Regions from separate parts of the Homo sapiens genome. Here region 2 is linked to region 1. The links are chromatin loops, found by intact Hi-C in ENCODE. Cell type or tissue: heart right ventricle. All regions are shown on one strand. Links, peaks and the distances in the headings refer to the core of each region. The heading gives the core; the rest is flanking DNA. Region 1 has its middle 160 kb from the start of LINC02836. Region 2 has its middle 180 kb from the start of PRDM1.

Region 1 (16,476 bases), core at 7,031-9,530:
GCTTTATAGGTAAAAACACTTCACTTTTTCAGTTCTCTGGAAGTCTTTAGGTTCTTGAGGACTCATGCACAGTTGCCAAATTTCAAGGAATTTTTTTTCACTGTTGTTAAAATACTGTTTTAACTTATTAATTTAGGAGGTAATTCTTAGAAGTCAGATTATGTGTGTCGGTGGGACTGCACACTTTCTCTACTGTAGAAAAGTCTGCATGGAAAACTGTATATTTGCTTCCTGTTTTTTGGCCTGAGAGTAGTTGGGATGAGCTGTAAAGATAGCAGCTCCCAAACATAATGCCAGAGTTCAGTCTGGATCCTTTAGGTTCCGACCTCCACACAATACTTTCTCTTTCCCTTTCCACCAAATCATTAACTTCTTGAATTAGTTGTTCACAGCCAGTGACTTTTCTCACCTACACTTAACTCCCATGAGTAGGGACAATATTGCATTCATCTTTGTATTGTGACATCTTCTTCCCAGAGGTCAGGACAGGTTTTGCATATGGTAGGTGTTCAAGACTTGTTTGTTGCTGTTACTGCCAGAATATTTCTTGGAAAAATACTTCTCACCTTGACCCTGAAGAGGCTGGATGATGCACGCAGCAAGCAGTGGATTTATAGTTATAAATTTCAAGTATCATTCCCGATCTTAGCACTTACTAGCTATGTGACTTGGGGTTAAATCACTCACTACCTCTTAAGCTTCAGTTTCTTCATCTACCAATGAACAATCCTTTTCCGACAAGATTGTCATGAAGATCAAGTGAGATCAGGCTGTCTAAGTGTTTTAAAGCCCATATAAAACTAAGAGTTTAGTAATGATCAGAGTCAGAACAAAGGAACTGGCATGACCTTAGTGACTATTGTTAACACCCACCACCTTGATCTACTTGTCTTTTCATTTCTGTATCCTTAGCACCTAGCACAGTGCTTTTCAGAGTAGGTTCTCAATAGATTTTTTTTTTAAATGAATGCCCATGTTATTAAAGTCAATTTTCATCTTGCTTAGGTGCTGGCTGGGGGAGTAGAAGTTAAATGGTTCCAAAACATTTCATGTGAATGTGAATGAAGGTGGTGGGTACAGAGATGAAAAGTGTTCCCCTCTTGGGGGGGCCTCAGGAAGCGAGAGTGGTTCTAGAAGCCCCTGAAGCTCCAGGCCTCTATATGGTGTGTCTGCCAAGCTCAGCCTGGCCTATCCCCTGGAGCAGATAGTCCTGATGAGATCTCTTGGTTGTGACTCTGTTACTGGGACACTGATGAGAGGATCAGGAGTGATACTTGGAATGATGCTCTGGGAGGCACACTGAGAAGAGTCGGTTGCTTTTGGAAAGGAGACAAAGAAAGTCAACTAGGCCAGTATTGGCCATAGCCCAGAGTCAGGAGAGTGGAGTTGGGTAGGGAGGAGATGATGATTGGAACACACTGTGGTCATCCTGGGCCATTGCAGCGACCATTGATGTGGGTGTACAGAATCTTCTGGTGTGCTCTTTCAGTTGTATTAACCAAGTAACAAAACACCAACCTCATTATGTGTTCATAAAGAAATCTTTTCACTGAAAGCATTCTTTTGAAAATTAGAACAGTAATTTAACCAACTTGTTTTTGTTTTGACCACCTCATTAAGGAATTATCTAATGTCAAATGGATTTGTAACCTTTGCAGAATAAATAAGGTTTTGATTTTATTACAATACTGTTTCCTACTCTTCCACATCCCTCTGAAAGAAATGGTTAATCAGCAGGAGCATATACTTTTCCTTTGTTCTACTGCAATTTATAGAAAGACTTATAAGGTGGTTTTTCCATGGAGATAGGTTTTTTCTTCCCTTCCTCCACCTACTGCAGAAAGTCATTGCAGGGAAACCTAAGGCTTATGACTTTCTTTGCTTGTAGGCTTTGTGCAGACCTGTTCACAGTCTCTTCAGCCTTAGGACTGTTGGGAGCCTAGAGAGACTGCTGGTGTCCGCTATACTTTGGTGGGATTGTCCTCCCTCAGCCAGCCTCATCTTCAGCTGTCACCTCAGCTGTCACCCACCATGAGGCCTTAGTCTTCCTAGGGTGGCATTTCAGTTGCACCGTGGATATGCTGGACTTCCTCCTTCTGTTGAGCATTTCTCAAAACAAAGCAAGACCTCTGTGGGAGGATGTGGGACAGCCTGAGCCTGGGTTGACAGTAGAACCTGGAACACTGGGAGAGAACACAAACAAGGACATTGCAGCGTGGAGAAAAAACTTGGCAGAAACAATGCAGATCCAATGCCTTGGCTTGGAAGAGGAACAAGGAATCCAATTATAGTACACTCTGTATAGAGAGTTTAAAAAAAGTGCTTTTGTTTTGCTTTAATCCCATAGAAGTAAATGACAGAATATGAACCAGATTGAGAGTGAGTCTTTTGTTCAAGATTTTCCTTTAGATGGTGTCAAGATGGAAAACATCTTTTTGAGCTTGAAGAATGCTCTAATTTGTAGAACAGCTAATTAAAGCTTCTTACAACCTGATTGACCTGTTGTGGTATTGTAAGAGCTAAGGAAAGAATTTACTCCCTACAGGACTGAAGCATCCTTATCCTATATATACTATGTGTCCTGTGTGCTATCCACCCTGGGGGGTGGGCACAATGTTCTAATGACCCTCAAATCCCTAGTTGTAGTTCCTTTCCTATAAGGGATGAGAGTGCAAAGGTACGCAACAGAGTAACAGACAAAAAGCCTGTCACCCACAGCTTGAGAATTGTATTTTGTCCATTTAGACCTATATAATCTATGCATAAGCGGATATATCGATATCACATGTAAATATATATTTATGTGCAAATACATAAGCATCATATATAACATGCAAGTTTTCATTCTGTAATGAGAACAAGTATCAAAGGAGCCCAATTCTTTCAAATATAAGGGGTTTAAATCAGAACACTTAAAACGTTTGATATTACATTCAGATTTTACATCAGTCGTGAAGAATCTGCTTTTCTCTCAAATTGTAATGACTGACTAGCATAACCCCTACCCTATGATCTTTCCTTGGGGCTTAACAATTAAGTGAGTAATGATCTTGGAAGGTTAAGCAGATAATATGATTGTGAAAACCTATTAAATCCAATTATTTTTTTTTCCGTGACCATGAAACACAATCTCTAAAAGCTGAGGTTGTGCAACTCCCTGGAAGGCTCAAGGCTCAGCTCAGTGTTGCATCTAATGAAAACAAAACCAAAAATAAAACACAAGTGATCCATGAGGCTGGCTCTTTGAGCCTCATTGCCTGTAATTGTAAACATCTGAACATCGGGATTTTCAGGAAAAGTTCTGCCCTGCAAGACATGCAGAAAGTCAAGAGAAACCCAGCCCAACCCTTGTTTTTAACCGATGACTCTTCTGGCTACTTGTCATGAGTATTCCAATTCAGATGAGAGAGGTATTCGTTTCTGTGTGGAAAAGCTGTCTGGCCTGGGATAGCAGATAGCTGTTGAATTCAGCTCTTCTGTAGATCTCCTTGGGCGACTAAGACCCCTCAGGTAGAGATTTCACCCTGGCATTCCAGGTCTCTGTCCTGGGCTCACTCTTGATGAGGAGGTGAGATGCTGACCCATATTGGCGCAGTTGTCACCTGGGCATGGGTGTTGTTCTTGGTGCCAGTTGCACCCGATACTAAGGAAAGGGTGAGTTATGCCATCATCACCAGTGTTGCTTCAAAGTAGGAGGTGCTCTAGTTGTCTGGTTACCTGTGTTGTCACAAGTTTAATAATCCTTTCAGGGTGGAGCTCCCACTGGTGAGTTTCCTTCAGATTAACACTGAATTCTCTTTGTCCTCTCCATAATGGTAATAATAAAAATAATGTTTCCTTTGCTAAAGGCATTAACTTTCAGGCTTAAGTTTATAACACATGTTTAAGCGATTACTGTGCTTATATATCCAGCTTCCTCCAGTCACAAGAACAATGGTTTGCAATAAAAAATATGATCCCTTTCATTTGTAGAACACATTAAGTTTTATGAAGCACTTTTACACCAACTATCTCCTGTGTCCCTCAGGCAAACCTGTGAGCTAGACATGGAAGGCATTCTTCTTGCCTCCTTCCCCCTTTTAAGAGAGGAAGGCTTTTGAGGTCCTGAAGATTGAGAATCAAAGGTCATCTGAGTAATAAGTGGACTTAAAATCTGTCTTCCAGTTTAAGGACTGGGTCTCTCTCTCTGTCTCTCTCTATCTCTTTCTTTGCCAATACTTTGAATGTTTGGTTGCAGAATTATTTGGCGATTTTTTTTTTAGGGCAAAAATGACTTGATAATACTTCAAGAAAACAAACACTACTAAAATAACCCTCCCGTAGTATTGCCAGATCTCCAGGTCTTTTGATTGATCTCAGTTATAAGGAAAGAGATTATGGTCTACCATTTGAGAGTTCTGAGAAGCAGGCTGATGTTGCTTTACTGGTCATTCCAAATATTCAGGGACCTGAATGCTCTTTATGAGTAGATTACAGGCCTTTTAGTGTTGTTTTCTACTTCAGGGATATACAGAGATTAGATTCACTGAATCTCAAAGCTGTAAGGGAAGTGTAGAGATTATTCCTACCCCCCGCTTAAGCATTACACTCATGAGAAAATTGAGGCCAAAAATACTAAGTCATTTACTCAAGGTCACAAGTTTGTCCAACAGGAGGTAAACATTATCTGTTAAAACTGTTTCTGTCTAAATCATGAAAGCTACCTTTCCTCCAATGCAGAATGTCATTTTTAATTTCAAGTTATGTCTGTCATATTCTGCCTAATGGGAATTACGCAGTGTGTCGTGGATGGAGCTTTTTGTATATTTTACCTGGAAGTGACAAATCCACTCCGCAAGTTACTATTATTATTTGAACATATCTTAGTGTGTGCATTGTGCTTTGGATCAGTGTCAGTCAATTCCCCTTGAGTGAAATGCTGGGCAAAGAGCAGAGTCGTAGGTCCAGGAGTCTCAGGCTTCACTGCACTGGTGAGAGGCTGGGTGTGGCCAAGGGCATTTACAGTAAGTGGGGCATGGCCTGGTCCGAGGGGCCGGGGTTCTGTGCTGGCCTGTTTGCTCTTTAGACTTCTGTTTGTCTAAGTTGTTGATCAACACCAAGGCAGAGACTGTTTCCTGACTAAGAAATCCCTTTGACATTCTGGCAATGACTCACGGAGTCACTTCATGCCTACAGAGTAGCCAGTGTCACCTTCTGGGGTTCTCAGCCTTTCTCACGTAGAGCACGTAAAACACAAGGAATCAAGTTGATCCTGTGTCAGCCTGCACTCCTGCGCTTTCTTCGGTGCCCTAGGCAGGACCTCAGGCAGCCTCATGCTGCCCCAGAGCCCCTCCCCTGCAGAGCCTTCCCCTGGCTCCCTGCTCTCCTCTCTCCAGCTCTCATCTCCCCATTGAATGGTCTGTCTCACATTGTTTTCTTCTCTACTTGATCCATTTTTTGTTATCTTTTTGCTGTATTATAATTTTCCTTAGGGTGGGATCCCTGACTGACACCTCTCTTATATCCTAGCGGAATACAGAGCACCTATTAAGTGCTTCAAAACACTTAGGGTTGGTTAGTTGCTGGGGTAATGAGAAAAGATGAATTTTCTGAGTCTTCCCTTCCTGCCTGACCCTCTTTTTGCTTTCCTCTCTCCTATCCTTCCTTTCACAAATGTCCATTGCAATAGGAGACAGGCACTGTACTTGGTTGGGGAGAGAGTAGTGAAGGAAGAAGATGTATCATTATGGAATTATTATTTCACCAAAAATTCAGAGCAGGGGAAGATCTTGTTTGGGAAAGGGGGATGAAGGCATTTTGTCTCATAATTAGAGATGAGTACTAGTTGGAAAAAGCCTGACTCCCTCTTTAATTGGGGAAGTGGAGGTGAGGAGGAAGGAGCACTGGAGTTGAGGACTGTTCAGGCTCTGACATGAGCATGTGAGAAGCTATGGGCAAGTTACTTTACACCCCAGAGCCTAGGGTGCTTCATCTATAAAACAAGGATGGTTGTGAGGATTACATTAGCTATATATAAAAATGCTTTTTTAGATTAAGCAAATATTTTACTTTAGTTGATGTTAAGTAAATGCTTTTTTTAAAAAAATTATGCTTGGTATTATGTTTGTGCTATGTGAAAATGCTTTTTAAATGTCTATTATACAAATGTGAATAGTTTTATTCTACAGGGCAAGTCACATTTTATTTTTCCTCACTGCAAAACTTGACTTGAATAGTTGCTACCTTCCTTTTAAGCATGTGATAATAGGTAATAGGCCGGTTCCTTGTGGGCAGAATTAAGAACTCCTCTGCGTGTCAGACGCAGTGCACCCCTGAAAGTACATTTATTTCCTTCACTGAAGCAGCAGTTTGCTAAGTGACACGAGTCATGCCTGAATGAGCTAATAAAGTTTCCAGTTGAAGTCACACTTGGAAATTGTTCATAATGCAGAATATAGTCCCATGATAATTTTTAAAAATGCAAAAATATTCTGGGTTGACACAATTTAAGGTAAAAAAAAATCTACATTTCGGAAACAGTAGAGACCACCCCAGTTCCCTTCCCTTTTCCCAGCACCAAAAAAAAAAAAAAAAAAAATCCCTGAAACCAGAAGAAGAATTCCTTCCAGATCTAGAGTGTCTCCCTCACTTCTTACATTTGACCATTCGCCACAATTTAGGGGACCCTGGCTGGGCCCAGGGGGCTGGGCCGCAGCATCCCAGGCAGGATGCTTCAAAGTCACTCACCTTAGAATGCAGCTAGAACTGGCAAATGCTCACCCCAGTTTCTCCACTGATTAAATGGGAGGACTGGTGCTGACCTGATTAATAATCTTTCTTTCTGGAATAATAATGAAAGATCTCTAAAGCCCTCCTCGTGAAACGTGATGCCAACACAGCAGGACCTGACTGTGAAACCAGTTCCCATGGCAGACAGCCACTGTAGAGCACAGGTCGCTTTCACTGGGAGCCACTCCTGGTGGCCTGTGTTGTAAGCCTCCTTCCCATTACATAAGAAGAGTGGCTCCTTCCCCAGCCGCAGCAGCACTGCCAGGCAGATCTCATGAACTGGTCCCTGAACTTTAGACCTTGCTTTCTCCGTGGTCACAGACAGACTGGCTCTCTTTAGAGAAAGCCTGTTCCTGCCTCCTTCCAAACTGCTGGAGTTCCCCTTTGCCATTCACAGGCTCACTGGTTTCAAAGGTGGTTTCTTTCTTTCTTTCTTTCTTTTTTTTTTTTTTTTGAGATGGAGTTTTGCTCTTGTTGTGCAGGCTGGAGTGCAATGGTGCTATTTCAGCTCACTGGAACCTCCACCTCCTGGGTTCAAGCAATTCTCCTACCTCAGCCTCATGAGTAGCTGGGATTACAGGCATGTGCCACCACACCCAGCTAATTTTTGTAATTTTTGTATTTTCTCCATGTTGGTCAGGCTGGTCTCGAACTCCTGACCTCAGGTGATCTGCCCACCTCGGCCTCCCAAAGTGCTGGGATTACAGGTGTGAGCCACCGTGTCTGGCCCTCAAAGGTGGTTTCTGTAAGGTAATTAAATCAAATCCAACTGAGTCATTTTCTGGTTTTCAAAAGCCATGAATGGCAGAGCAAAGCTTTTCAGAGACCTCTGGAGTAACAAGGGCACATTTGTCACACCCAACCAGTTTCCTGGTTGAAATGGAGACAATTATTGGGTGTTCATATTATAGTCAGCAATAGAGTGATATATTGACCACTGATAATATCACTTGACCTTCCCATTTCTGAGAAGTGCCTGGTCTGCCGTGTATAGCAAACTGCACTTACATAGAGGAGGCTAGGTGGTAGGAAAACATTTTCCCGATGCATTGGTCCTGAACAGTAAGCAATGCAGGTGATATTGATATTGCTGAGTTTAGAAGACTCTGTAGGCATTGATCTTCCCATCTGAAAAATGGGGAGGCAAGGGAAGATGATCTCCAAGTCCCTCCTAGGGTAAACAGGATTCTCTGAATTAGTGACAATCTTTTGGATTAAGTGGAAATGAACTCTGTGTCGATCTTTTGTTAGCAACTTGCCAAATGACCTATCTGGGCAAATGACTTCCTCATCTGGGCATTGGGCTTGTGTGTCGACTTCCTGCCCTCTGGTGTACATTCTTCTCCCTTCACTGGAGACTCTAGACTGTCAGAATGCCTGGGGGAGGGACTGGAAGCATCCGTGGGGCACCAATAGGTGTCTGCTGTTGCTACAGTGCAAAAGAACATTTCAGGGCAGGGTTAGCTGGATTTGTCCGTATTGCAGATGAGAGGGAGTTTTTAGGACCCAGTTCCAGCAATTTTTCCTCCTCTGCACAGGTGCCATGCATCACCTTTTCCTCCAATCTAGTCTGAACTAGATTCAAACTTCCCTTCACTCTCAAAGGGTTTCTCATGTCAGTGAAATTGCTGCTTCTGGGTGCAAGTTTCCTGTGCCTCCTACAGGTAACAGTCGACTGATGGTTTGAATCCAAGGGTCTCCCACTGACATGACTGCAGGGGTCAGGCAGTGTGTAGTCATTTCAGCGTGAGACTCTTGGATCCTTGGATCCTTTTGATTTACAACAAAGAAAAATGGGGCACCAACAGGCTGTTCCTATAAGGCATATGTGTTAACTGGTGGGGCAAGGAGGACTCTGTCCTCCTTTAGCATTTCTCCCTTTTGCACCCATTAAATAAGAGGAGAAAATGTGGCTGCCTGTTGGCTGAATATGACCTGTTGATATGTTTTATTTTGTCTACTTCCAGTTTAAAACAAACTCATATTTAAAAACTAAGAACATAACTTTGATTTAGTTGGCAACACATGTAAAGTCAAGATCTTAAATAAAAATTTAGATTTCCAGTTTTTCATGAAAATTTCTAGCCACACTGGGATCTCTATTTCTATAAGGTCACACCTAGCTGAAGCTCAGAGGTCGTTGTTCCCATGCAATGGTTCAGGCACTCTCCATGGTGACAGAACCCACCTGGCCCATTTTACTGTTTACTTTTTCTGCCTGGCCCTGGTGGTCATTTCAGTGTGAGACCCTTGGATTCAATTGATCAATTGACTGTCACCTACAGGAAGCACAGGAAGCCTGCCTCCAGAAGTAGCAATTTCACAGACATGAGAAACCCTTTGAGAGTGAAGGTAAGTCTGAAAGCATCGAGAGGGGCAAGGTTCTAGAGGGAGGTTCCATCTCAGGCCTTGGGCATCACACAGGTATTGGGCCAGGGCAGTGGGGCAGGCAGGCACCTGAAATTGAGCCCAACAGCACAAACGGGTGGTGCCCCAGGGAGGAGAACCTGCTTTCCTTCTCTCATGCCTTGGGTCAGCCCTGCGATTGCATCAAAGTCCAGGCCTCAGCATGACCTCCTAATATCAGCAGGGAAGTCTAGTTGGTACGTTCATCAATAAGGTAATATTTAACCTCCTATTTTTAGCTCTATTCATTTTTTTTTAAATTACCCTCAGCCTTCTTAACTATTAGAACCCATGAGTGAAGGATCATGCCCATGACTTCTTAGATTTTCATGCTCCTTATCTTTCACAACAGGGACCTTGGCTTAGCCAATATTTTCATGCCCTAATAACTGTAATCAAAGCTTGGCTTGGTCATATGGTAATAAATAGTTGCCCATCTGGGACAAGGCCCTGTAAAACACAGAACAGGAAATCCCACATCATTTGGAAAGTTGTACTTTTAGTTTCATAACTCAACTTTTGCTTAACAAAGATAGCTGTTATTGAAACTGAGCCTTTACAGCATAAGAAATGTACTTAAATATTTGTGAAAATCATGTCTTCATACAAAGTATTTTCCTATATGTCATCTTTTTAGAGTATCGCCCTGATCTGCTGAGGCAGGCAGAGATGTTATTATTATAAACAATTTATGAAAAAGAAAATTGGGGTTCAGGAAAATTTAAGTGACTTTGCTCATGTCTCACAATTAGGTAAACAGAATCATAACAGGTTCCTGAGGTTTCTGATTCTCCTTCCACAGATCTTTCCAGCCTCCCTCTGCTGCCTGTGTGTCATGGTGTGTGTGTGTGTGTGTGTGTGTGTGCACGTGTGTGTACAACACATACCAACACAGATGGATGCCAGTGCAGAGAGGCAGAGTTGTTGTTTTAATCTAGGAAAAACTTGCAAAGTCTTTTGATTTGGAAAAATAGCATATGTTTGCTTATAAAATATGTATGGTTACTTAAAATTAAAAAGAAGCACTCCATGAAAACTTAGAGAAAAGATTCCATTACATTGAGGGGATTATAGGACAAAAGACTTTATAAGCTTATTTTTCTTTATGGATTCAGGGCCTCTAACAAAATAGTGTTTTGATTAGTTGTTTATAAGAAAATGTCTATAACGTATGATGCTATGCAGGAAATGTTTTCCTTAATTGTTAAATATGTAATGACTATTTTCTATGTATAAAATATGCTAAAGAAAATTCACAAGTTCACAATTCTATTATTCAGCTACTGGTAGCAAATCTGCATCTATTTCCATAAGGCTTCATATTTCACCTAAACAACTCCATCCTCATTTCTTGTTGTTGTTACTTTATCAAAACAAACACAAAACAAATAGAACATACTAGACAGATTAGCAAGATTAGTTGCTTGGATAATGGCTGCCACTAGGAGTGGTATGTTCATCCTACCTCCTCCTTTCTCAAATTGAGATCATGGCTCTGCCTCTTTAACTTTCAAATCTACTCCACGGAGTTTGTTAGCCTTTTCTGCTTTCTGTTTTTTGCTTTGTTTTTGGCCAACTAGCAATGTATTAGAAACATGCTGAAAGCAAACTTGACTGTTCTATAGAATTATTTATACAGTTTTAAATATTTGACCAGTTTAAAATATTTTGAATCTTCAAAATGAAGACTTCTGTAAAACTTTGTGTGGAGATGGAAACTGTAGTGTATGTCTTAGGAAAATATTATTCTCATATAATTCTTATATAAATAATTCATACAAAATAGTATTCTTTATATAACTTATAAAGTAGAGGTGCTCGCTTAGTAGAAAAAATTACTTTGAAATGCCTAACACGTTTGTTTCAAATAATTATTTTGTGAGATTTAAAAAAAATCTAGATGTCATTTTTATGACATCTAGTGACCTTGTTTTAATCAAGTTTTTACAAAATCAAAATGCAATTTTAGAAAAACTGTAAACATCTCAACACTAAACTTGTTATTTTCAGGAAAGTGTGCTCTGTATTTGCTAGCTAAACATTTAGCCTTTTAACACAAAACTGGGGTTGGCTTGATCTGTGTAGGAAGTGACCTTCATTTACTACCCCTCCCTACTGAATTCTAGCTTAGTTTTCAGCTTCAGTGCCAAGTGTTCACAGTGTGAAGTCAGCTACAGAGTGTTAATAGTTCTTTCCTCATCATCAGGAACCAACAGGCTTTATATGATCATTTCTTCAAATTAAGTCTACAAAGAAAACGTTACCAAAATGTCCAGATTTCTTTATCTGCTCGTTTGCACCTCCTCATAGGAATCTTACTAATGCCAGCTTTAGCATTAATCTTTCTATGAGTTTTTTTTAAGTACACTTTAAAAATTCCTGATTCTGTGCATTTGATCATGTTATTTCCCCACTGGAAGGGTCCATTCTAGTTTTATTTTCCTGGTGGAAGCCTTCCCCTGTCTTCAAGCACCACCTCAAATCTCACTTTCTTCATCAAATTTCCCCAGGATAGGTGTTTCCTCTGGACTCCTATACAGTTTATGTCTAAATCATTATTTTGGCATTCAGCATTCATTCATTCATTTATCAGTTTTTAGGACACAAAGGTAAAGTAGGCAAAGATCTTTCAAGAACTTGTAATTTAATAGGGTGATGGCCTATACTTTTATTAATTCATTAAAAAATAAGCTCATTGCATATTAACATTGTTAGCATATTTGAAATGAAAAAATATTTCAGAACCAAAATATGAGTGAGAAGAGTGGCATTCTTTTTTCACTTTTAGTAAATGAAAATAGCCTAATAATTATGGCTTCATAAGAGAAAGCTGGACTCCTGGTCTGCTTCTGCATTCAATGCAATATCACAGATCATGTCACCTCTAGAAAAGTCCACTGTACACTCACGAGAAATGCAAATTAAAAGCAAATAACATAATTATATATCATTAGGTATTATTATAAAAATATTTTTTCCTTACTGGACTCCCTGGGAGTCTCAGTGTCCCCCAGAGGTCTCTGAACCACACTTTAAGAACTGCCAGTTTATGCTATACAGGGCTATTCACCTCTTTTGATGGATATTCTGTATTTGCTCTCTCATTAAATTGCTACCTCCACAAGCACAGGGATTGTGACAGGTGCTCAACAAAATGAATAGCTGCTGCTGCTGCTGATGATGGTGTTTGTGTGTTCACATTTAAAACCATATATATCCACACGTATATACATACCTGTGTATATCTATCTATCCATCTATCAGTTTATCAATCACGAGTGTTTTAGGGAGGTAAAGTTCACGTACTCGTAATACTGTTAAGTATTACTGTTAAGCTGTAGCTGGCTGTTAATAATTTGCGTAAAGGTAGTAACAGAGGTAATGTTAGTAATAAAGCTAATTACTCTTTCTACGAAGAAATTAGTCAGAAAGGAAATTCATGTCCATAGACAGGAAGGAAAACTAACAGTTGCACTTTGGCAAATTTTAAATTCCTAGGGCTTTTGGTACCACTTCATCATGTTCCTTTCCTGCTTGGTGACCGATGGCAGGTATGGTCAGATTTGCACGTGAATAAAACATACCTGGAAACCCCAGCCTTGAAATCTGCCATAGGAAGTTCATATTCTTTAGCAATTTCTCAGGTGAATTACATCAGGAAGCGCTTAACAGGTTCTTTCAGGAATCAGTATTAATATACCTTCCTTAAGGCTCAAAAAGAGAAACAAAATGTGCCCTGGCCACATATCCCTTCCTCAGAACATGCCATTCTTAGGCATGTCAAAGCAGGGCTGAGTCTCACATTATCTTTCTCCAATGTAAGCCTTGACCAGACTTGATTTGCTTCAACTTATACATTCAAGATGAAATGTAGCCACAAAGAGAACTTTAAAATCTTTTGGCACTTACAACTAAGTATTTATACATCAGTCTTTCTGGAGCTGATGTATTTCATTTCTATTTTGTAGGTGGAAAGAACAGGTTAGTACAGATTGAAATGATCAGACGCATGGGATGAAAAACCATAAACTTACACATTGTTAAAGCTCGAAGGAGTTTGGAGATTGTCTTGTGTGTCCAACACTCTATTTTACAGTAAGGATGATGAGACCAGAGATGTTAAGCAACTTGCCTGGGGACTGTGAGCTTTCTCTCTGAGTCTCTGAGCTGAAGGTCTTTTGTGTCCCGTTCTGTGCACCAGCCCAGTGAGTGGCTGTGTTGAGCCTTTCTCACAATCCAGGCTTCATCTCCCTTAAAGGCTGCACTGTACCGAGAGCACATGTTTAACATGAGGCATTGGGGACATGGTCTCTGCCGCCAAATGAGTGACAAGAGGTGCTTTTGCGTTGCTCTTAACAGGGCCACCATGCTTCTGAGTGAGGCTTTGAGCAATGTGTCCAAGAGATCAGGACACCGGGCAAGTGGTTCTCAGTGCTGGCTGCCCATTCCAACCTGCTGGGTTTGGTTTGCAAAATTCCAAGACTTTGGCCCCTATCAATGAAGTGAGAACTGGGGAAGGGGATATTGTGAGCATCACACTAGGTAGTTCTCGTGCACACAAGAGCATGATCTGGCCATGCTCTTTTCTCAGACCCTTGGTCTCTTCTTCCTCCAGCCAAATTAAGCTGCTCTCTTAGCCCTACAGGAGAGGCAGCACCCATCACAGGCCTTGCTTCAGAGTTTCAGGAAGATCTTGCTGAGTTAGTTGGGCAGAGAGTGCACTGCCCCTCAAGGCAAGTGACCACGCACCTCCGGCTTCGTGAAGGACAAGTAATTTTATGACACATGGCTTCCTGCTTGTCTGCATGCTGCCCACCACACCACACGCCTGGCCTTCCGTGAGCAGAAGTTTCACTACTGAAATCAGTGGGTGACCTTTCTCATTTTTCATACCGCCGGAAGAAGAGACAATTTGCTATCAAGTAGGTTTGCAAACAAGTTGGGTATTTCTGCAAGACAGGGAGAACCTAGTAATGGAGGCCTAAATGGGAAGCATTCCTGGGTACCACTTCATCATGTTCCTTTCCTGCCTGGTGACAGATGGCAGGTGTGGTCAGATTTGCACATGAATAAAACATACCTGGAAACCTCAGCCTTGAAATCTGCCAGAGGCCTTTGCCTTTTCACTGTTGGCTGCAAGAAAAGGTGGTTATTTTGTGAACATTTTCAATATCATTGTAACTCACTAAAGAAGTCTACCCACAAAACATCAAAACACTCTGTGTTCCCAGGCAACTGTTATTTGCTCTCTCCACTTTTATGCCAGAGGTGTTGGCGTCATGGAACGTGAGTAGGAGATTTCAACCTGTAGGGCCCAGAGTGCTGGCCCATCACAGCGACATGCCACCTCTTCCTCTTTCGAGAACAGCCCAGCATTTCAATGAGCGGGAGCTGAATGAAATCCTCATCTGGGGAAACCTCATGGGATAAAATGTAGGGAAGGCATCAAGCACAAGGTAAATCCAAACTTGGAGCAGAAGGGGTAACAGTGCAGGAGGAGTGGCACAGTCTCCAGGGAGCCAGCTCTGGGTTCCTTTTCCTACATCGGCTCCTCCAGGGTGTCTCCTCCCACCCTGGGTAGATACTCCCCTTGCAACACAGAGGAAGCTTCATACCCTTGGCAGCCAGGGAAGGTGCTCTGCTCCAAACTGCCCAAGGCTGATCTTGCATTTGAATGATCTAATGAGGAAGCAGAAGGCTTAGGTGCCTCTCCCCCAGCCACCATTCCCTTTAGGAAATGTAGTCTCATGGTTCTGATGGGAAAATCATGAAATTAAATATTGATATAATGAATTCCATTGCAGGAAGTAGTAATTTTACCAGTAGAAACTGTCATTTAATTATATATGCATACATGCAAAATAGTCAAAAAAGTAAGAGTCCATCAAATATTTAAAGATGTAAATTCTGATATTTTGATGTAAGTTATTAATTTTTTTCAGATAAACAGTAGAAGATACCATAAAAGTTTAGAAAATTTAGTGAAACAAATAAAAGTGATAAAAGTCTACTTATTTTCTTTCCCCCCTCTGTAAATTAGAAGATCACTATTATCTTATTTTAGTAAAACTCCGTCTCAGTTCCACTTTTGAAGAGAAGTTTGGGAACTTCTGATGTAATGGATAAACTACTAGACCCTAAGCAAAACCGTACTCTGTCTCACACTGAGATTCTGGTCAGTGTTCTGTTCTTAACAAGCCTGGTTGCTTTTGACAAAGTCTCAGCCCTGCTCCTGCCTGAAAAACGTTGCCCACACTCCTGGTCCCACGAACTACTAGCAGTGAGATTCAAGCTAAGTTGTCAGTTGCCTGGGAGGGACAGGAGAGATTTAATTGGAAGGAGAATTGTCCGGCAAATATTGTTTAATGATGGCAGAATAGAAACCAGTAGGCAAAAAGGCAAACTGTGGTGCTGATCATGAGCCAGAGCAACAGCTTTCAGGAGCTGATTTTGCACTGAAGTACCTGAGAAGAGAGCCTGAATTTCAAGCTCGAAGAGGAAGAAAAAGGCTTGAGACAACCCCATCAGTGCAGAAAACAAAACTCAGTGGGGAGAGAGGGGAGAGCAAGAGCAGAGAAGGAAGTTCCTAGTCTTGGGTCAGTTTTAATGACTTCCTCTAGACAAACTGAAGGACAAAAGAAGGAAGGCCCAAGCTAGCAGCGGAAAGAAGAACCTTGCTGGGTGTGAAGGGTGGCAGGGCACGGCAGAGTACCACTCAGGGCAAGACATGTGAGCAGATGCCACTGAGAGGTAGAGGAAACAGAACCCCATACCGAAATAGCATGGCACATTCATTCACTAGAAGGCTGTCCCAGGATAATGCCTGAAATTAGAACAAAATATAACATCAGGCCAAAGACATGGATGCTGTGGTGGAAAGAGGTTGGGCAGTGTTGTCCACAACAGACCTGGGTTGCAGCCCCAACTTCAGCATTTTATATCTGAGAGAGGACAAATTGCTTAAAACCACTCAGCTTCCTCATCTGCAAAATGCTGATGATAATCACCTCTCGAAGGTTTCTTATGAAGTTTGAGATCACATATACAAAGAACCTATGAAGATTCCTGTCACATAGTGAATATTGAATAAAGGGTAGTTATTAGCATCTTGTTTTGAATGAAATGGTGGCTGTGTGGAGGCTCCTTTTATGTCTGAACATCTCCGTAGGGAAGGAAACAGGAGAGTTGAAGGTAGATCTACCTGGGCCTATGAGGGAGGAGTCTGGGGAGAACATCAAGATAAACTGCTTAGTTATTCCATGTGGATACTGAGGGGCTGGCTGGCTAGATGCAGAATGCAGC
Region 2 (16,476 bases), core at 6,532-9,031, 120 kb before region 1:
TGCAGTGGCACGATCTTGGCTCACTGCAATGTCCAATGTCTACTGCCCAAGTTCAAGTGATTCTCTTGCTTCAGCCTCCTGAGTAGCTGGGACTACAGGCATGTGCCACTATACCCAGCTAATTTTTGTATGTTTAGTAGAGATGGGGTTTCACCATGTTGGCCAAGCTGGTCTTGAATGCCTGACCTCAAGTGATCCGCCCACCTCAGCCTCCCAAAGTGCTGGGATTACAGGCATGAGCCACTGCGCCCGGCCAGCATTCTTAATATTCAGACAGCTCATTTGTTGCCTTTTTCCTTAGTGCCTCATTGTCTTATTCTATGTCAATAAGTTAAAATATTTTTCCTCTTAATTGTTAAAAGTGAATTGAGTGGACTTATTCTACGGTAGAGGAAGAATATAAATGACAGGGTCTGGCACACAGCAGGTGTTCAATAATTATTTGGGAAAAAGAGATGCAGAAAGCATGGGGGGAAGAAGAGTGCTTACAATGAATCAATTTTACAATTGATTAAGATATAAGTACTGTCCCTCTTTTTTAATTTACTGGAAGAAATAAAACACTGAAGAAATGAAGGATGAAAAAAGTAAGACACAGATAAATCATCCAGATTTGATGTTAAGTACTTTATATCTATAACCTCGAAATACTTCTAAAATATCCCCAACTTGTATATTAGACCAATCTTTCTCTCCTCCCTTCCTTCCTTTTATTCTTCCTCTTTCTCTCTTTCTCTGGCTGTCTCATTGCTGAGTGTTCTGTGTGGTACTTGGCTTTCAAAGATCATAGCAGTATCAGTGGTGTTTAAAAGATCAGGATCTTCAGCTACTCAGAAGGCAGAGGTGGGAGGATCACTTGAGCCCAGGAGTTGGAGAACAGCCTGGGCAAAGTAGTAATACCTCGTTTTTACAAAAAAAAAAACAAAATTAGCCAGGCATGGTGGCATGTACCTATAGTCCCAGTTACTCAGGAGGCTGAGGCGGGAGAATCAATTGAGCCCAGGAGTTCAAGGCTTCAGTCAGCTATGATTGCACCACTGCACTCCAGCCTTGGTGACCTAGTGAGACCGTGTCTTGAAAAAAAAAAAAGATCTGCCATCAGACAGACTTTGGGTCCTAATGTTGGCCCCACCATTTACTAGCAGGGTGACCCCTTGGGCAAACATTGCTAAGTCTTTGTTTCTTCATCTATAAAATGGTGATAATAACAATTTCTGTCTTGTAGAGTTTAGTGAGGGTGATGATACAAGCAAAGTGTTTGACATTTTGCCTTATACCAATAATATATATAATGTCTGGTCTTCATTCCTTATTTCTCTCCCAGAAGGCTATGTTATAGAACTCTATATACAGTGGGTGATATTCCACCAAATTAAATACATATGTTAATTGTATTTTTTCATTCTTTTAAAACATATTTAAATAATTTAAATGCAGCTGAGGATGTTTCCTTTAGCTTTGTAAGAGCATTCTTTCTGAGATGAGATTAAATTTGGAAAATGTTGATCCAGAAGAAGAACCTCTCAGCAGGTTATAAGCAAGTGATGCCACAGGGTGATAATGTGAATCTATGTTCTCATTTAGCTTACTGTGTGCTCCTGCAGCCCTTCATTAAACATAATAAATGAACACTATTGGATGACATCAGAGTTGAATTCTCAAGAATTAAATTTGCACCATTTTCTGAAGGCATTTTAGTACCAACTGATAGGTTCTTTTGGTAAATACGATAGTCCAAATCAGTTTTGGCATTGTTTTAGGGAGCCCTAATTCACATTCTTACTGCATCTCTAAGAATAGGAAAATACTTTTTCTTCTATATTGGCAGTTTGCAGCCAAGGCTTCTGCAACTTTAGCATTCTTGCCAGTAATTATTCATTGGTCCTTTCCAATTTTTTTTTTTGTTTTTTTTTTTTTGCTTAGAATACAAACCTATGGGAAAAGATCCAACACCACAGTTGTTACTTTCTCAGTAGAAATGCTTCAAGTGGATCATGAGACCAAACTGAAAGGATATCTCCTTAGAAGTGTCCTTGTATTGACAAAAAGTGAGAAGCGAATCTCAAAAGAGAAAGAAAATGATATTCTTAGTGCTGAGCTCAGTTTAGTTGAGGTTTGAATATTCCTAGCCTCATTTTCTGGTGAAAGTTACTTTTAAATTAAAGAGTAAGATGCCTCTCTCATACCCAGTGGGATTTGCAGAGTCAATCGGTACATCTATATCAGGAAATTCTATTCTAGCTTTTACTGTGCTGATGAAGAAAACATCTTTCCAGATGGATTTCTGTTTATACAGCCTTTAACATTTTTACTTGCACCCAGTTTGTCCCATTGGCAGTACTTCCAGTTCTAATTTTCAAGACTTGAAGCTCACAATAGTGTTTATAGAACAGGAAGAGAAATGGCTCTTTTTTTGTGAGAGAAAAGAAGCTTCAAAATTCCTTATTACTAGGGATATTTTTAGAAAACTTAATAAATAGTACCGATGGCTTGTCAATGGGATTTTCAGCCTTTTATTATGAAAAGTTGAAGAAATTATGTAGTCAATACCCATGCACCTACCGTCTATATCCTACGATTAGTGTTTTGCTATATTTACTTTATAACATATCTATTTACCTCTATCCATTTATCAATCTATATCTATTATATTATTATTATTGATTGGGCCCCTCCCTTCTCTTCCCTTCCCTTTTCTTTTTTGAGTCAGTCTCACTGTGCCACCCAGGTTGGAGTGCAGTGGCGCAATCACGGCTCACTGAAGCCTCAACATCTTGGGTTCAAGCAATCCTTCCACCTCAGCTTCCTGAGTAGCTGGGACCACAGGTGCATGTCACCAATGCCCAGCTAATTTTTACATTTAGTTTTGAAGATATGGGTTCTCACTATGATGTCAAGGCTTGTCTTGAACTCCTGGGCTCAAGCAGTTCTCCTCCCTTGGCCTTCCAAAGTGCTGGGATTACAGGCTTGAGCCACCATGCCCAGCCTATTATTGTTTGGATGCATTTCGAAGTTATTTACAGACATTAGAAATGATGCTCTCATTTTTGAATCATAGATGATACCATCTGGTTATTTGACCAATAGTATATGCTGTATCACATAGGACTAGGTTCAGCCTCAGTTAATAAAAAAAGAGTAGCTTGATGTGTTTTTAAAGAGTCTTTTTCACCCCCTCTGGTAAAAGAAGGCTGAAGGTAGGCATTCAAGGCTGGTACAGTGGTTCTGACATCATCAGTGGCTTAAGCTCTTTCTATCTTTCTGGTCCACTATCCTAGCATGTGGCATTCATCCGCAAGGCCTCTCATGACCCAAGATGGCTGCTGGAGTGCCAGACATCTCATTTTCTAACAGCAGGAAGGAGGAAGGGGATAAAGGCTTCTTTAATGACCTATTCTAGAAGAACAAGCAATTTTATAATCAACTTGTCTAGCTCCAGGAAAAAAACCAAATGGATAGAATTTTATGGGAATCATATTTATAAATGAACTTAGGAAAAATTGACATGTTGATAATGCTTGTATTTTATTAGCCAGAATATAGTCGCACTTGAAGGCTGAGAAATATATTATTGCATATTCCTTTGATGACAATGATGATGATGATTATTATTATTGAGACAGGGTCTCACTCTGTCAACCAGGCTGGAGTGCAGTGGTGCAATCATGGCTCACTGCAGCCTCAACCTCCCAGGCTCAGGTGATCCTCCCACCTCAGCCTCCCGAGTAGCTGAGACCACAGGCACATGCCCCCATGCCCTCTTAATTTTTGTATTTTTTGTAGAGACAGGGTTTCACCATGTTGCCCAGGCTGGTCTTGAACTCCTGGGCTCAAGCGATCCACCTGCCTCAACTTGCCAAAGTATTACAGGTGCAAACCACTATATCTGTCTGTCCTTTGATTATTTGAGTAGCATATTTATTTCAGCCATTTCCCTTTGTTGGGAAAAATCAAATGAGTTGAGGTTTCCTACCCTAGCACAACTGTATGGGTCTTGGGTTACTATTAGAGACAATTGTGGAGGCATACAAGGTGACTTCAAATGTTTTCATGTGGCCAGGTGTGGTGGCTCATGCCTGTAACCTCAGCACTTTGGGAGGCCAAGGTGGGTGGATCACTTGAGGTCACAAGTTCGAGACCAGCCTAGGCAACATGGTGAAACCTGTCTCTACTGAAAAAACAAAACTAAACAAAAAATTAGCTGGGCATGGTGGTATGCGCCTGTAATCCCAGCTACTCAGGAGGCCGAGGCAGGAGAATTGCTTGAACCCAGAGGCACAGGTTGCAACGAGCCAAGATTGGGCCACTGCACTCCAGTCTGGGTGACGGGATGAGACTCTGTCTCACACATACACACACACACACACACACACACACACACACACACACACACACACACACAGTTTTCATGTAACTTGGATTAAACAAAATCATTTGCTCAGTAAATTTGTTGATTATTATGTTGAAATAATATCAAAGTGGTACTTGTATAATAGGATGATCATAGTGAAGTCATCAAAACACAGTGGTTCAAGGCCAAAGGACTAGATGGTCAGCCTCCACTATCCTCAGGGAAACGATCCCCAGAGCTACAAAGGTTAAGAGTCTGCTCTCATGATGTCAAAAATCCTGAGAATTATTCTTAATAGCTTTTAAAGGCCTTGTCTTTGAAGAAGAAGCTTCATTTCCTGGAATTTAAAATGATTCATACCTGGAGAGGTCTTGGGCTGGCAGAGAAGGGTAAAGCTTGATGATATAAGATGCCCACTGTCATTAGGGTATGTTTGAGGCATTCATGTGAATGCATTTATTGTGAAATGCTCCATGCACAATAAAGAGGGAAGGCAATTTTACTTTTACGTTCAATAAATTAAAATAGCTACCATAGGTAGAAAAGTTAAACCATGCTGACATGTTTTTGACAGAAGAGTAAAAGTGTCCAAAATAGGGATTTCTTCTTATCCTCAACCCTTCATTCTCCAATAATTTGTGTTTTGAAATTAAGAATTAGTGTTTTACATACTGCTCAAAGCAATCTACAGATTCAATGGAATTCCTATCAAATTGCTGATGTCTTTTTCCAAAGAGTTAGAGAAAACAATTCTAAAATTCATATAGAACCAAAAAAAGAGCCCAAATAGCTAAAGCAATCCTAAGCCAAAAGAACAAGGCTGGAGGCATCACATCACTTGACTTCAAATTATACTACAAGGCTATAGTAACCAAAACAACATGGTACGTACAAAAATAGACATATAGATCAATAGAACAGAATAAAGAACCGAGAAATAAAGCTACATACTTAAAACTAACTGAACTTCAACAAAGTCAGCAAAAATATATAATGGGGAAAGGACTCCCTATTCAATAATGGTGCTGGGAGAATTGGATAGCCATATGCAGAAGAATGAAACTGGACCCCTGTCTCTTAACATACGCAAAAATTAACTCAAGATGGATTAAAGGCTTAAATATAAGACCTGAAACTATAAAAATTCTAGAAGAAAACCTAGGCACAACTTTTCTTGACATGGGTCTAGGCAAAGAATTTATGATTAAGACCTCAAAAGCAAATACAACAAAAACAAAAATGACAAATAGGGCTTAATTAAACCAAAAAGCTTCTACACAGCAAAAGAAACAACCAACAGAGTAAACAGACAACCTACAGAATGGGAGAAGATGTTTGCAAACTCTATGTCCAACAAAGGACTGATATTCATAATCTATAAGTAATGCAAGCAGTTCAACAAGAAAAAAATAACTTCATTAAAAAGTGGATAAAGGATGTGAATAGACATTTCTCAAAAGATGTACAAGCAGCTAACAAACATGAAAAAATGCTCAACATCACTAATCAGAGAAATACAAATTAAAACCACAATGAGATAGCATCTCATACCAGTCAGATGGCTATCATTAAAAAGTCAAAAAACAACAGATGTTGGCGAGGATGCAGTGAAAAGGGAATGCTTATCTACTGTTGATGGAAGTAAATTAATACAACCTTTATGGAAAACAGCATGGAGATTTCTCAAATAATTAAAAATAGAACTGCCATTTGACCTAGCAATCCTAGTACTAGGTATCTATCCAATGGAAAAGAAATTGGATATCAAAAAGACACTTTCACTCGTATATTTATCACAGCATTATTCACAATAGCAAAGTCATGGAATCAACCCAAATGTCCATCAATGGATGATTGAATAAAGAAAATGTGAGATATATATATATATATATATATATATATATATGAATACTATGCAGCCATAAGAATGAAATCATGTCTTTTGCAGCAACATGGATGGAGCTGGAGGCCATTATCCTAAGTGAAATAACTCAGAAACAGGAAATCAAATACTGTATCTTCTCACTTATAAGAGGGGGATAAGCAATGGGTGCACATGGACATGCAAAGGGAAATAACAGACACTAGAGACTCCAAGAAGGAGGAGTTTGGGAGGCAGATGAGGGCTGAAAAATTACCTATTGGGTACAGCATTCACTATGTGGGAGATGGGCACACTAGAAGCCCAAACCTCACCATTATTCAATCTATCCATGTAACAAACCTGCACATGTACACCCTGAATCTATAAAAATAAAAAAAATTTAAATAATTAGGGTTTGGGCATATAGATTGTTTTGAAAATATTAGCTGTGTTTATTTCCTTCCCCTTAATAAAATATTCTCCCTGAGTTCTGCCTGCAAACTGTGTCAGAATGATCTTTAGAGTTTGGTATTTAAACCTGAAACAGAAAACAGAATAAAGAATTAACTATCGGCCGGGTGCAGTGGGTCACACCTGTAATTTCAGCACTTTGGGAGGCCAAGGCAGGCAGATCACAAGGTCAGGAGTTCAAGACCAGCCTGGCCAATATGGTGAAAACCCATCTCTACTAAAAAAATACAAAAATCAGCCGGGTGTGGTGATGTGCGCCTGTAGTCACAGCAACTCGAGAGGCTGAGGAAGGAGAATCGCTTGAACCCGGGAAACGGAGGTTGCAGTGAGCCAAGATCACGCCACTGCACTCCAGCCTAGGCGACAGAGGGGGACTTCATCTCAAAAAAAAAAAAAAAAAAAAAAAGGAAAAAAAAATGCAAGATTAGGAATCTAGGGAAATGATGAGGATTATTATATCTTTGCTAGAGGCATATAATGAAATTATTATACTATATAGTAAATCACATAAAATAGGAAATAATACCATTTATTTGCCTTGAAAGATATACAAGTCCTATATTGACAGCAAATGTATTATTGCTTCTAAGTCACATGAGACCTAAATATTCCTGCCTCAGCCTGGGTTCCTAAAAAAGCAGAGTCTGAACCAAACTTATAAGTGCAATTATTCCAGGAGGCACTAGAGAAGGAGGGAGACACAAAGCAGATGTGTAATATAGAGTCAATCACCCTGTGGGCCACTGGTACTTGATCACCCTGGGTCTGCTTGAGAAACTGATTGAAATGGTTTTCCATTTCATTTGGAGGTTGCAGGGGGGAGAAGATGGAAACATTTATTAATCAGTTCCTAACCCCATTGGTCAAAATTCCACCCCAAGTGTGTTAAAAACCCCTCTCCCCAGACTCAACAGGGAAGCCCTGGAGTGGGAGGCAAGAGGCTTGTTTAAGGAATGGTTCTTTGGGTTACACTTATGTGAGGTTGATTGGAGTCTGTGCAAAACCAGTCGCTACAGTGGTTTTTGGAATAAGTGAAAGGTGGGGCAAAGAGAATCTGATACAGGGCACAAAAGGTATCACACACATCCTTCAACCTTACCATCTTATGGGGACAATAAATTTACATTAACATAATTACCAGAATCTTGCTGCCTCCAAGCTCCAGCTAGCTCACTTGGGAACTCCAGGACTTTGCACAGACTTCCTTCCCCAAGTGTTGAATAAGTCCACAGAGGGTGCCTAATAAAAGCTCTGATGGTGCCCCTGACTACAAAATTCCTGGCTTCTGCTGTACTGCCAGTTCCTTATCTGACTCCAGAGCTGGCAGTCCTCCTGCTTCTCCTCAGGAGTTTGGCATTCTCTTGCAAAGTGGGAAGAATGTTGTGCCTCCGGAGAATTGCTTGGACCTATGGAACATTATAGAACTTAATGAGCCTGCACTTTCCATGCATAAGGCCAGTGAACCCAGCCACCGTGCATCCCTGGGGTGCTTGTGTGCCTCTAGGAGAGCTGGGGAAAATGATTGATGTGCCAGCTGCCATGCCATAGTCAGGACTCACCTCTGCTCAGGAGCTCAGGGTCTGAAGGGCATTGTGGCTGGCATGGCTGGTTTTTCACATTACTTTCCTTTATAGTTAACTTCATTTTCGGGTGTGTGTGTTTGCACGTGCACTGGTTTCTCTTCCTCTCTTTATTCTTCTTTATTTTCATTCCTTCCCTGCCTCCACCAAGTCTCCCAGATATGTCTCAAATATCTAATTCTCAGCCAGGGGCATGGCTTGAGATTTTCTCCAGGATTCTCCTTGGTCCTTATGTAAATTATGAGGGCAAATAGATACTTGGATGGGATTTGGATATCGCCAAATTCCACACGCCAGAGACACATGTATCTTGGCTCTGGCCCAGGTGGGATCTAATCTGTATCACAAGTTATATATCTTATCTCTACTATCCTAAGGACTCTATGGATCATTCCATAGATGAAGCTGAATAAAATCCTTATGAATATGTATAGTTGACCTTTGAACAACATGGGGGTTGGGGCTCTGACCTCCCAAGCAGTAGGAATCTACATATAACTTTAGACTCCCCAAACACATAACTACCAATAGCCTATTGTTGATTGGAAGACTTATTGATAACATAAACAGTTAACACATATTTTATATGCTATATGTATTATATGCTGTAGTCTTATAATAAGATAAGCTAAAGAAAAGAATGTTATTAAGAAAATCACAAGGAAGAGAAAATATGTTTACTATTCAGTAAGTGAAGTGGATCACCATAAAGGTCTTCATCCTCATCACCTTCATGTTCAGTAGGCTGAGGAGGAGAAGGAAAAAGAGGGGTTGGTCTTGCTGTCTCAGGGGTGGCAGAGGCTGAAGAAAATCCAATATAAATGGACCCATGCAATTCAAACCTGTATTGCTCAAGGGTCAACTGCATTTAATTTAGAACAGAACAAATCTTTTCTTCTAAATGCAGATGATCCAAATTCAAAGAAAAAAAGAACATGTATTTTACCTTAAACACTAGTAGACTTAAGTTAGGTGAACCACCTTAAGTGTGTATCAGCCAGCCTAGGCTATGTCTTTGTGACCTGAGGGATAGAGGAAAATAACAAGACTTTAACATTCCTACTTTGCTGCTGGAGAATTTGAGGCACGAGAAGCTTCAGACATAGCCTAGCACAGTGGTTCTCAAACTAAATCTTGCATCAGAATCACTTGGAGCGCTTGTTAAAACAGATTGCTGGGCCCCACTCCCACATACTCTGATTCTGTAGGCCTGGGGCTGGGCCCGAAAATTTTCATTTCAAATAAGTTCCCTGGTAATAATGACACTGCTGGTCCAAATACCATACTTTGAGAACCGCTGGTCTAGTAGCTTCAGCTTGAGATCAGATGACTATTTTGGTTTCTTTCTTCCAGGCTAGATCTTGTTTCATGGCACTTTCTCTAGTAAAGTTGGCGCTTAATAAAGCTGATCATTTTCAAATAGATTTTAATTGTGTACTTTTGGCATTAATAGATAAAAGACCAGAAAGCAGGTAGTACATCCAAATCCAAACTAGAGGAAAGTATTTTTTGAAAGAACTCTTAGTGCTATATATCAGGATTTGGCAAATTACGGTCCGTGGGCCAGATCTGGCCTACCATTTTTGCAAATAAAGTTTTATTGAAACACAGCCATGCACATTCATTCATATAATGGATGGTAGGTTTTGTGCTACAACATCAGAGTTAAGTAGTTGCAACCAACAGAGGCTGTATTTACTAAAATATAAAGTATTTACTTTACAAAAAACGTTTGCCAACCCCTGGTCTATATGTCTTTCTGAGCAACTCTTGGCTGATTTAGGGAAGTTTTCTCTTGAAACCCAGCAGTAAGCAACATCAGTTTACATTAGCAGATATGAAACTCAGATCCTAACACTTTCTTCCGCCCTCCTTCGATCCTTCTCCCTCAACATGGAAAGTGGCCCAATAAGTGAAATGAAACTTGGCCTGATCAGCGATATTAAGAAAGTGGAAGGTGAAAGTGTTGACATCTGCTTGTATTTTGTAGCCCCAGCTTCTCTGGCAGCATGTGACATGGTGAGAGTGCTCTGGTCAGCTAGCCGTCTCACGTTTTGTGGAAGATTGTCTGGTGTTATCTGACCTTGGTTGGATTTATGTCTATGAAGATGTGTGGTTTGACAAAAGATCTACATCCCTTTCTACATAGTGGCTTGCTAGGTGAACTCTTCCTTCTTTGACTTTTGACAATTTCAGTAAATTTGAGTGTCTGTTGTATATTCGGTATCTGTATGTACACATTGATAAACACATCTGCATATTTTGGGGCATATGTTTAAATCATGGTAAAACACACATAACCTAGAAATTACTGTCTTAACCATTTTTAAATGTACAGTTCAGTAGTGTGGTATTTTCACGTTGTTGTGCAACAGATTTCCAGAACTTTTTCATCTTGCAAAACTGAAAATCCATCCCCATTGAACAACTAACACTCCATTCCCTCTTTCCCGTAGCGCCTGCCAGTCACCATTCTATTTTCTGTCTCTACGAATTTGATTACTCTAGTTACCTACATAAGGGGAGTCGTACAGTATGTATCTTTTTGTGAGTGGCTTATTTCACTTATATAATGTTCTCAAGGTTCATCCATGATCTAGCATGTCAGGATTTCCTTCCTTTTAAAGGCAGAATGATACTCTATAGTATCATATGTATACATCACATTTTTTTTATCCATTCACCTGCTGACAGCCCCTTGGGTTGTTTCCGCCTTTTGGCTATTGTGAACCGTGCTACTATGAGCATGGGTGGGCAAGTATCTGTTTGAGTCCCTGCTTTCAATTGTTTTGGGTACATACCCACAAGTGGAATTGCTGGATCGTATGACAATTCCAGTTTTAATTATTTGAGGAAGGGCATATATGTGTTTTAATCGGGTATGCCCATCCTAAACTTTTCGCCTCTTACCTCCTTCCTGATTTTATCTGCCCCTCTGTAGTTGGTTCAGGTCCCCAGAGAAGCTGGCGCCAAGGCAAGATTAAAAGTGCAAGACAGGATTAAAAGTATTTAGTGGGGGAAATGCTGGTGGAGAATAAAATGAGGAAGCAGGAATAGGCGGGAAAGCCTTCACACTGCAAAGCGGATCTCACTGGAGGAAAGAAAGAGGATTGTGTAGAAAGTCTCAGACTTCAGGGCAATTCTAATAAAGCTGCAGGTAGGTAGATGGGGGGTGCTTGAGCTCAAAGTTGGAGGAGTTCCATGTTTCTCAGGAATGGGTCAGTGCTAATATTGCCATCATTGGTGGGGCAGCTGGGGAAACGTACCCTCTGAAGAGATCTGAGTGGCCACTTTCATAGTCACCATGCCCTTATGTCTCCACATATTGCCACTGAAGATGTAATTTTTTTTTTAAAACAGAAAAAGTGCAGGGCATATTCTGGCAATGTTATATGCGTGGTGGAGAAAAGACTAGGAAGTCAAATGGGATTGGGTGGCAGGGCACCTTAAATGACTTTATTCTGCAATGAAAGGTAAGCCATGAGAGGTCTGTAAGGAGAATAATATGGTTGCTTTTCTGTTTTAAAATGCACTGCTCAGATCTGTGCAGAGGACATGTTTTCCTGGCTGCCCCACCAATGATGGCAATACTAGCACTGATCCATTCCTGAAAAACATAGAACTCCTCCAACTTCTAGCTCAAACACCTACCTGCAACTTTATTAGAATTGCACTGAAGCCTAGGACTTCCTACACAAATGTGGCACTTATCACAATTTGCCCATATGGTTCCCTTTTACTTACATGCGCTTCCTCTCTTAGCCACCCGTTGAAATACTACTTTCTTTTAAACTATTTCTTCACACAACCATAAATGAAATTAGCAGCTCCCTCCTTGAAAGTCTAATTTATTTAGGAAACATTATTTGAAATTATTCACTGTATATACTATGAAAAATACAAAGATGAATCAGATTTGAATTCTGTTCTGAAGGATTGACTTTAATAGGAAAAGTGATATCCCATGAACACTATATTAAAAGGAGAAAGTAAGAAAAGCCTTAAAGCTGGGTACAGAGAAAGTGCAGTGGGAATTCAGAAGAGGGAAAGATGATCTTATCAGAGAAATCCACTATAAGAGGTAGGCCTTCAAGAATCAGTAGGATTTGGGCATGAGGAAATGAGGAGAGGAGGGAATGCCAGATTAAAAACATAACAGGGGCACAGGTATGAATTTTAAAAGAACAGCATTGGCCAGGCACGGTGGCTCATGCCTGTTATCCTAGCACTTTGGGAGGCTGAAGAGGGCAGATAGCTTGAGCCCAGGAGTTTAAGACCAGCCTGGGCAACATAGTAAATCCCTGCCTCTACTAAAAATTAGCTAGGTGTGGTGTCATGTGCTTGTAGTCCCAGCTACTTGGGAGGCTGAGGTGGGATCATCACTTGAACACGGGAGGTCGAGGCTGCAGTGAGCCAAGATGGCACCACTACAGTCCAGCCTGGGCGACAGAGTGAGACCCTGTCTCAAAAGAAAAATAAAAAAGAAAAATAAAAAAGTCCTGACTGATTAAGGTTTTTCAAATTGTGCATAGACCCATTTGTAAAGTGTGAAATAAATTAATAAATTTAGTTTTCCTCTTATCAAAAAAAGAAATAGAATAGGATGGAGAATGTTTGAAGTGTATGGTATGCAGTAAGGGTATTATTTTGTAAAACTTGTTATGTATATATATATATATTTCTACATATATAATGGGTCACTATGTAAATGTACTTCTTCCTGTGGGGCAAGCTTCTTTCTTACATGAGTTTATTCAACAGGATGTCATCATGGAGCATATCTCACATGCTGACCATTAAGCAAAGTCCTGTGTGTGTGTGTGTGTGTGTGTGTGTGTGTGTGTGTGTGCGTGCACATGTGTGTGTGTTTAGTGATGGAAAAAAGCTGACATAGTCTCCATCCTCATAGAGAATATGATTCCGTATAGTGATTCTCAAATTTTCGTGGTATTAGAAACACCTGGAACACTTAATAAAACAAAACACAGATTTTCGGATCCTGCCTTTAGAGTTTCTCATTCAAGGTCTAAAGTGGGGCCTGGGAATTTGCGTTTCCAACAAGTTCCCAAGTAATGCTAAAGACAGTGGGCAGGTGGGTGACTTAAATCAATACAAATTAATACATGATGGCAAACTGTGATAAGTAGTATGAAGGAGATGAACAGGGAATTAAGAGAGAGAATAACTGGGAAACTGGGAAACCTATTTTATGCTGGATGGTCAGGAAAAGGTGTCTCTGGATGGTCAGCAAATGTGTCTCTGAGGTCAGGAAAGGTGACCTCAGAGAAAAGGTGTCTCTAGGAAAAGGTGTCTCTGAGGAAGTGATGTGTAGGCAGTGGGAACAACATGCTCAATGATTCAGAGGAGCTCAGGGAAAACAAAGGTTAAGTGAGATTGGAAAGCAGGCAGGGACTGGACCATGCAGTCCAGCAGTTTTCAAAGGGGAAATACGTGCATTCCTGGAGCAATGAAGACTTCCTACGAGGTAGGCAGGCACACGTGGTTTTCAGAGAAATGCCTTCCTTATGTGCTCTCCTAAAATGGATCTGCTCAATAGCCAGCACTTTGGTACTGATCATTTACCTTTCGTGTCTTTTTGCGAAAGAGAGGCATACGTACTACCTAGCAAATCTTACTAGGGTATTTTGTCCTAGGATGTAAAATTACTTGAGGGATGAAATGAGGAATAACTCAAAATCTTGACTTTGCTGTTGAAAAAATGAATGACTTTAATCATGGAGTAAAAAAAAGTTTTTACTTGTTTTTACTGGTTTTCAAGTCAATTGGTTTCTAATTCTTGGCTTTCTACAAAATCGTAGAACTTTTAGTGTTATTGCTATAACAAAATGTCTTTCATTTCCTCTATTTAGGTGACTAAAACAACTACTTTCTCAGTGCTTACCTCCATAAAAATGAAAAATTGGGAAAAGAATTGATTCTGAAGATGGCTACAGTTTAGCATTAAGGAATATCGAATTATAAATACAGTAACTCACTTAATATCATCAATAAGTTCTTGGAAACTGCTATGTTAGTGAGATGATGTATAAGGAAACCAATTTTACCACAGGCTAATTGATATGAACAAGAATTAAGTTCCTATGGCATATTTCTGGTCACATAAATGTCACCAAACTTCTAAATAAAGAAAAAAAACTTACTAAACTTTAAAATAAGTGTGAGCTATACATACATTTTAAAAAGATGACTAAAACCAAGTAAGATAATTATTTATCAGTCTATTCCAGTTCAGGGCCACGGGTGGCTGGAGCCTGTCTGGGCAGCTCAGGGTGCCAGTGGGAATTCACCTTGGACAGGACACCATTTCATTGCAGGACGCATTCACACCCACACCCACACTCACACGGGGACCGTGTAGACATGCCACTTCACCCAACGTGCACATCTTTGGAATGTGGGAGAAAACTCACGAAGGCCTGGGGAGAGCGTGCAAATCCACGCAGATGGCAGCCCAGCCTGGGAACTATTTTTTTTTCCCAATAACATTATAACAAAACAACGTTGAAGGAAACAAGTTTATTCAAAGACCTGCTATACATGAATTAATCGGATGAAAAACATGCCACTGAATTTGTTAAGAGATTCATTTCTCGAGAGCTTGTTTGGAGGTTCTAGCAGGGGAACGCAGTTACTCTTGTTACTCCTATACCCTTGACCGAAGACCCATCCTCCTCCATCAGGGATGGTTGTCCTCTTTGACCCAGCATGCAGCTTTGGGAGGGACGCACATGGAGCAGTGAGGGAGGAAGGGGACACCACCTAGCCAGCCAGATCAGCTGAATCAACCCTGGCGATCAATGGGGTGACAGATATTGCAGCCAGATCACCCTCACATCCAAGAGATTCATTTCTGATACAACATACTTTATATGTTTAATAATTATCTATATGATTTTAAATATGTTTATGTGATGTTGATTAACTGTACATTTGAAATAAATGTAATAATAACTCCAAGAAGAATACTTTTTAACACTTGTTATGGCCACATGAAAATTTTTAAAATTCCTCTCTTCCTCTCCCTCATTTTTATATATACAGTGTATATGAAAATAAATGTAGTACAGACATATTATATATACATATACAAATATATAGCAGGAACAGATATATAAATATAAACACATAAATATAAGTATAAGCATATATATAGAGTTGCGGAAAAGCATAATAAGATGATCAAAATACTCTGAAGCCAAACAATATATAAGAATAACATTCTCTACATGGTAAGTATAATGGAAATATGAGTTTAAGGAGAAAATGAAATAATGTACTCAGGTACCCTCAGATAAAGAAGGAAGACCCCATGATTTTCAAAGACTGGACTAGAGGCTTGAGGTTGTGGGGAGGAGGTTTCTAGAGAAGGTTAGCCTCGGGAAGAATGGTGGGTTTGGGAAGAGACAGGCTATGAGCATGACATGCAGGCTGTGGGGGCTGCCATTCCTGTCTCAGCTCTCAGCTCCTTCTTGAGTTTTGAGCAGGCAAAATTGCCTCTGTCTAATAACACCCCCCACTACTTTTCTCTTTCTTTCTTTCATTCTCCTCCTGCCCCCTGTATGACAAAATAGGCAAAATGAGTACATCAGAGGGTGAGATGGAGAAAAAGAACTATAGTTGGAGATTTTGGACGGTCTCTTTTAGGTGGGAAGGGGAAGGTAGGATAGTGAGAAACATGATTGCAAAGAAGAAGCCATATAATTTTTTCCCTTTGACTTTAAGTCCTAAGATGGGCAGGCTGGAGGCCTGGGTGATGGAGCAGGCTGGGAGGACTGCAGTTCTAACCCTTGGACAACGCAAGTGGTAGAGCTGTTGAGCTGGAGAGGTTTTCTTTGTGAAAAAGGCAGCTGAAGTCATCGAAAGTGATCTGGACTGAGAATCGGGAGAAGTGGATTCAGTTCATACTCAGCCACTTTTTATGTGACCTTGGGAAGAGCAACTAGACTATTGATGCCCAGTTTCTTTATTTGTAAAGAAAACAATTGAATAAAGTGATCTGTACTTTTTCTCTCTGCTTTAAAATGACTAGTTAGAAGTTATGAAAATTGAAAACAGTTCACAAAAGCCCAGTAACTTGCTTTCTTCATCATTCTAAGAGAGAAAAGTTAAAGCGAACTCTCCAGTTCATTGTTAAAAAACAAAAGAAAAGAAAAGAAAAAGGCATCTTTTCTCTTTGAGAAACACCAAAA

Evidence for each region. Peaks named below come from ENCODE experiments on the same cell type or tissue, not always from the same donor. Only the 100,000 strongest peaks of a DNase experiment are listed, where the experiment ranks them.
Region 2: a loop joins it to region 1, with 2.3 times the contacts of the local background. A loop is called at or near these places in 3 of 110 quality-filtered maps.

The regions. Positions count from the first base shown.
Region 1 is chr6:105,784,948-105,801,423 of GRCh38, reverse strand. No RefSeq gene overlaps it. Among named protein-coding and RNA genes, the nearest start is that of LINC02836, 160 kb to the right of the region's middle. In heart right ventricle, for the core only: a CTCF peak has its summit at 8,106 (motif pointing left); a DNase peak (open chromatin) is centred at 8,112; H3K27ac peaks cover 429 bases.
Region 2 is chr6:105,903,021-105,919,496 of GRCh38, reverse strand. It overlaps the pseudogene RN7SKP211. Among named protein-coding and RNA genes, the nearest start is that of PRDM1, 180 kb to the left of the region's middle. In heart right ventricle, for the core only: no CTCF peak of the experiment used is centred there; a DNase peak (open chromatin) is centred at 8,038.